Regions from separate parts of the Homo sapiens genome. Here region 2 is linked to region 1. The links are chromatin contacts, found by Hi-C in ENCODE. All regions are on one chromosome and are shown on one strand. The core of a region is the stretch at or near the end of the contact, and the rest is flanking DNA. Distances in the headings are between cores, read along the strand shown.

Evidence for each region. A loop is a pair of places that touch in the nucleus more often than their neighbours do. Pooled maps may share reads with other maps.
Region 2: a pooled map shows a loop between it and region 1 (9-fold over the local background). The contact joins the enhancer-like site here to the promoter of HECTD1 in region 1. A Hi-C loop is called at or near these places in 10 of 50 pooled maps.

The regions. Positions count from the first base shown.
Region 1 is chr14:31,206,388-31,209,497 of GRCh38, reverse strand. HECTD1 (HECT domain E3 ubiquitin protein ligase 1) reads left to right here and starts at 1,705. Exons shown (of 43, transcript NM_015382.4): 1 at 1,705-2,482. RefSeq lists enhancers at 764-1,275, 1,129-1,298, 1,276-1,787, 2,300-2,813 and silencers at 1,479-1,818, 2,119-2,328, 2,449-2,658.
Region 2 is chr14:32,257,192-32,260,120 of GRCh38, reverse strand. No RefSeq gene overlaps it. Among named protein-coding and RNA genes, the nearest start is that of RNU6-8, 55 kb to the right of the region's middle. Within about 2 kb of position 1,624, at least 3 of the 41 ENCODE cell types and tissues checked have a DNase peak (open chromatin) inside an H3K27ac peak, as active enhancers do.

The DNA of each region.
Region 1 (3,110 bases), core at 456-2,955:
TTCGACAACCTCCAGCTAGTCTCGTCTAGATAGATCCTTTTAGTCGTTCTAGACACTTTCCATAATTAGTCTTCTTAAGACTAGTTTTTCCAGTGTTGTAGTCCAGAACTTGCTACTTAGCTCAGCCTAATTTCTGCATTCCTCATTCAAGGCCTTCCCCACTTTAGCTCCAAATTTCTCTCTCTGTTGCTTACTGTTGGTTCTTTGCTGGGGGCACAGGTGACCTTTCCTATGTCTAGGAACATATCAGGCTTTATGTTCTTCCCTTTCCTTTCAGTGTCTACATTGTACCCATTCTTCAAGGTCCAGAGGGAATGCCACTTCCTTCTTGAAGTTTCCTGGCAGCTCCAATTCACACTCATGACATCTAAATAATTATCCTCATGTGTTGTACTTGGGACAAAATAGTTGAATCCTCTTTTTCCTCTTGTTTCGTTAACAGGATACCTAAACGGACCATTACCTGCGACAACGGGACATGCGCGGATAGCTATCTGAAGTACAAATTTGTCATTTCCAAAATACTGGTTCTTTTTCTAAAGAAGTAGTAAAAAAGAAAGAAAAAAAAGAACCAGTATTTTGGAAATGACAAATTTGCTTAGTCGCCCAGGCTGGAGTGAGGTGGCATTATCAAAGCTCACTGCAGCCTCAATTTCTTGGGCTCGAGGGATCATCCCATCTCAACCGCTCCAGTAGCTGGGACCATAGGTGTGCGTCACCGCATCTGGGTAATTATTTTTTAAATTTTAATTTTTTTGCAGAGACCAGGTCTATGTTGCTCAGGCTGGTCTCGAACTCCGGGCCTCAAGAGAGTAAAATCATAAAGTGCTGGGATTACAGGAAACGCAGCGGACCCAAATTCTGTTCTTTACTCATACCTAGCAGCTCCTCTGGTTGCCTGAGGGACCATGTCTCAAACACTATCATGTCGTATTAATTTTTCTTTTTGTTTAAAAGCTGAAAGTGAGAGTACAGTAGGACGTCTCCGGGCTCCAACTACGTCCTATAAGCATGCATCCTTTATTCTGAATGCGTGTGAAATAAAGTTTGAAAAGAATAACCACAGACATACTTGTGACCACAAGCCACAAGAAACGTAGTCAAAAGTGCACTCTCAGTGCTGCTGCCGACCGGGCACGGCGCTGGGCCTGCATTTGCGCTTTCCTGGAGCCTCAGTGTCTCATCTGTACAACGTTGATAATCGTCGGCAGCACCTCTTTCCCAGGGTTGCTCTGAAGGGTTTTCTTTGGGGTGAACCGCCAGGCGGTCGGCCTCCCAGGAGCGGGGGGAGACGCCTTCCTTACGCGACGCACTTCCGTGCGCGAGGAGGGAAGATCGTGGCTGAGTGCGGGTGGCCTGGGCGGAAGGCTCAGCGGGGACAGGTTGGGCCGCAGCTTTGCTGTGCTGTGCCGTGCGACGCCCTCCGCAGGAGCGCGCAAAGTGTTAGCCACGGCGCCAAGCAAGCTGGACGTGCGTGCATGAGCGCGCTCGGACTGACAGGGAAGCGAAAAGGGGGCCAGGGCGCACCATAGAAAAGCCGCGGCAGAAACGTACGACACAGCCCGAGGCGGCGGGGGCGAGAGCTCCGGGGCAGGGACGGCGACGCGGCGTACCCGGTTTGGCGCCCCTGCGCGGCGGTCGGCCGTCCCGCAGCGCCCCAGGTGGCCGCCGGCGGGGTCGCCGCCGGGGGAGTGGATTTGCTCCGCCTCCGCCGGGCTCGGCTGCCCTCGGCAGCTTCCCCGCCTGGCTCTCCCTCGACCCTCCTCCCCTCCCCCTCCCGGTTCGCGATGGACTGGGCCTCCCCGCCGCGCCGCCGCCGCCGTCGCCCGCAGCACCGCGCGGGCCTCTGAGTTGCAGGGCCTGAGGAGCCGCGTGCTGGGGACTGGACGTCCGCTGGCTGCTGCCGCACGCGAGAACCTCTCGCTTCCCTGTCACCAGGTCCTCGCGGAGGAAGGGGAGGGACGAGGCGCGGCTTTTCCTGTGCCGCCTGCCCGGTTCGACCTGCGCGGCCTGCGGCTTCTTGGGAACTCTAGGGCCGCGGCCGGGCCTGGCTCTGCCGGCGGCCTGTTGGGAGCTGGATCGGAGCGGTTTGGAACGACAAGCCCGAGTAAGAGCCTGCGGGAAGGGGAGGCGGGAGCGCCTCGGACCGTCGGAAGGGCCCTGCGTGGGGGCGCGGATCCCGGACGCCCGGCGAGTGGCGGAAAGCGAGACCCCGGCGCCGAGTGAGGTCGGCCAGGCTGCTGCCGACTTCCCCGCTGGCCCCTTTGTTCCCCTCCCGGGGCCCTGCCGGCGGCGGGGCCCGGTTGCCCGCGCCAGAGCCTCAGGCCGGCTCCTTTTGCCCTTGAGAAGGGTTCGCTGCCAGGCCTTCGAGTTCCGGGCGCAGCTCCCGGGAGAGCCGGCGCCCTGCCTGGCCCGGCGGCCTCCTCTCGGGCACGAAGGCTTGCTGCTGCTTCTCCAGAACTTCCCTTCCTCGTAGACACAGGTAGTTAACTTAGCGGGGTTTGGTGCTGGGGAACCACAGCGCGGGGGCCAGCGCCTCTCAGCGCCCGGCTCGGCCGGGCCCCGGGTGTGGGGTCAACCCCGCTGGTCGCCGCCGTTGGGTGCCCACCGCGCCCCGCCGCCGGCTTCCCACACTTGCGGCTGCGTTACGTGGGACCCAAAGCTGTCCTCCAGTCAGGGCGCTTACGGGGCGCTTTTGTAATGACTTACCTGTTGGGGTTGCTTCTCGGTTTTGTTTTTGTTTTTTTAACCAACTGCCCTATCTTGTGAAGCTGGGGAAAGAGGGCCCTAGGTTGGCCTACATTCGTTCGGATCCGTAACCTGCTGGTCCATTGCATTTACTTTTAGCCTTTCCTTTTTTAATTTTTTTATTTTTTTAACTTTTAAGAATAGTTGCCAAGACTGCCAAAATTCCTAACCAACTCTTTATTCATAGATAAATCTTGTATATAATTGTCGTTTGTATTTGGATATCTTTAAAATAGAAGTAAATTGAGAAGTCAGCAGAATATGTGAAATTGGAGGTAATTTTGAAGGAGAAACAATTTGGAGGGGGATTGGATCAAGGTGTTTAGAGTTTCCTCAAAATACTGAATCTAACCCTTATCTGA
Region 2 (2,929 bases), core at 375-2,874, 1.1 Mb before region 1:
GGCAAGACATTACCAATTATGTTTCCATGGCTCATGACTGAATAATGTGTGCAATACAGAAATCTCATGTTTGGGGTCCCTTTTGCATCTGGTTCCATCCCTAATTTATAATATGTTTGGGCATGAAAAGATTATCTTCTAGTTTACATGCATGCTGCTTACAAAACTGCCAAGTTACTTAAACTGCCTTCCTCAAGGACTGTTTCCTGTAAAAGTCCCCATTTAGTGAAAGATCAAAAGAACCACCTGCTGCCTGGGGCCAGAGCTGAGTTGGTTGATGAGTCATGGCTTATCTGTTTAACTCTTTCCCATTTGCCAGATGTGAGTGACACTACCTCCTCTCTTAGGAAGCAGAAGAGGAAACATGGCATGATAATGAACATCTGAGACATTTAAAATAATGAGCTTTTGCTGTAATGAATGGAATGTTAGAAATCATGTTCTTAACATGCAAAAGCTAAAATGAAAGGTCAGTTTTTCTGTATTGAATCAGTAAGTGAGAAAATGTTTTTTGACTGTGGTATTAGAAAGAAGGCAGCATTCTGACCACACTCTTCCTCCTCCTAAAGCTCTAAGAACACTTGTGATATTTTGTTGTGGTGGGTGGCTAAGATATTTGAATTTTTGAGTCATGAGGAAATTGAAGAGTTAAATCTCACTAGCTCACAGAACCAAGCAGAAAGATAAATGCAGAGTTTAAATGTCTTTTCTCCTTCTAAAACAAACAGTGCAGAGTCAGGCATTTAAGGCAACTTCCATTATAGTAAATTTTGCACAAATAGGGTCTAGAGTATGTGTCCTACAAAACTATTCCTTTTAGAAAATTAATAATCAACAAAGTAACAATAGATGGCTACTACGATGCAAAAACAGAAGTAGTCCAGAAAGGACCCCCTTTTCTGGAATTAGCTTTGTACCCAAATAGAATTTCATGTTTACAGGCCAAGGGTCTGAAAGAGAAAAGCTAAGTTTCTAAAGATAAATGGGTTAAAAGCTGGGGAGTCTGGATGGCATCCCCTGAGATACCATTTACCTGGCATCAGGAACGTTCAGTTTTTGAGTCAAAGCTATGTCTACGGTATGAGACAGACAGGTGTTGTTTTCAGGTCCTTCAGCAGAGGTTCAATTTCCTGGGATGCCAAGGGAGGAAAGTTCAGGCCAACTCAGCTTGTCTTTACTGACAGCAGGCCAAACTCTAGTGACGATCTGATTTGGAGAGCCAAGAAGTCTTAGTTTTGATCTTTGGTAAGGAAAAGCTGAGACTCTGGCCAAGTCAACAGAAAAGGGAAGAGGCCAGGGTGGGAGTAAATCTTATGAGATGATGCCTGCCTACACACTGGGAAGGCGTGTCCAGTTTGAGGCCTCTGGCTTGCCTGCTTACACTTAGGGCAATTACTGAGCTGCTGTTTACTAAGCCTTTACATAGAGGATATATTCATTTACTGTGTCTTTGACATGCTGTTTTAAAACATCTTAGAGAGGGGTCTTACCAGTGACAGATGACCCTGAGCTCAAGAACAGGGTCCTGTAGCTTTTCCAGAACCCTTTCCTGGGAGGTCTAAATCAACCTTCTGCTTTGCTTAATGTCAGAAATAGGAGGACGGTAACCAGGCTGGGAGCCCAGTAAAAGGCAGCTGGCTTCAACTGGCCTGTGGAAGTTGCTTTCTCTGTAGCATATAACTGGACAGACATATGGTGTAACAGTTTAAAGCACAGGCCATGAAGTCAGAAATGGGTCAGTTCCCAGTTCTGCCATTTTCCAGCTTTGTAAATTTCAGTAATTTTTAAAATCTCTGTAAGTTGGCTGGCCACAGTGGCCCACACCTGTAATCCCAGCACTTTGGGAGGCCAAGGTGGGCAGATCATGAGGTCAAGAGATGACCATCCTGGCCAACATGGTGAAACCTCGTCTCTACTGAAAATACAAAAATTAGCTGGGCGTGGTGGCACGCGCCTGTAATCCCAGCTACTTGGGAGGCTGAGGTAGGAGAATCACTTGAACCAGGGAGGTGGAGGTTGCAGCGAGCCAATATCGCGCCACTGCACTACAGCCTGGCGACACAGCAAGACTCCGTCTCAAAAAAAAAAAAAAAAAATCTCTGAAAGTCACTCTCTCCTCATCTGAAAAAAATGGGAATATACCTATCTCACAAGAAATAATAAAATAAAATAATACATGTAAAGTGTTTTGGCATTAAGTAAGTTGTTAACATCTGTGTTATCCTTATTACCAGTAGAACAATGAATTGAGAAAAAGGGAGACAGGAAAGTCATTCTTGATCTGTGATTCTATTTCTCAAGTTTTAAAATAGGAACGTGAGTATTCTACCCATTTACCTTTACCCATGAGTTCTTTACCATTTACCTGAGATGACAGAAGTGAATTTCATTAGGACAGAAATACAAGATGATGTCATTAATTAGGCTATCACCTGAGGAAACCAAGATACTATCATTAACAAAAGGCTATCACCTGAGGAAAGATGGCCTTGATATTTGTCTGCTTTCTAATTTTCTTATTACATGAGAATTCGCACTTTCAGTTTGTATTTGTCACGTGCTGAGATTTTAAAATGATATCAAAATGTCTCTATAAAGAAATAAATTTTTAAGAAAAGGAAAAACCAACAGGTGATGAAAAATGAAGCCTCCACATGGCAAGACTTTGCTGAGTCACTAGGCAAACTTTGATCAGGTCAACCTCAGTGAAAAAGAATTTAAACTGACCTAAATCTATCAGAAATGAGATCTCTTTTCTCCCCCTCTGGGGAAAAAACAAAACAAACAAACAAACAAACAAACACCAAAACGGGCCAGGCGCGGTGGCTCACGCCTGTAATCCCAGCACTTTGGGAGGCCGAGGCGGGCAGATTACCTGAGGTCAGGAGTCCAAGACCACCCTGGCCAACATGGTGAAACTCCATCTCTA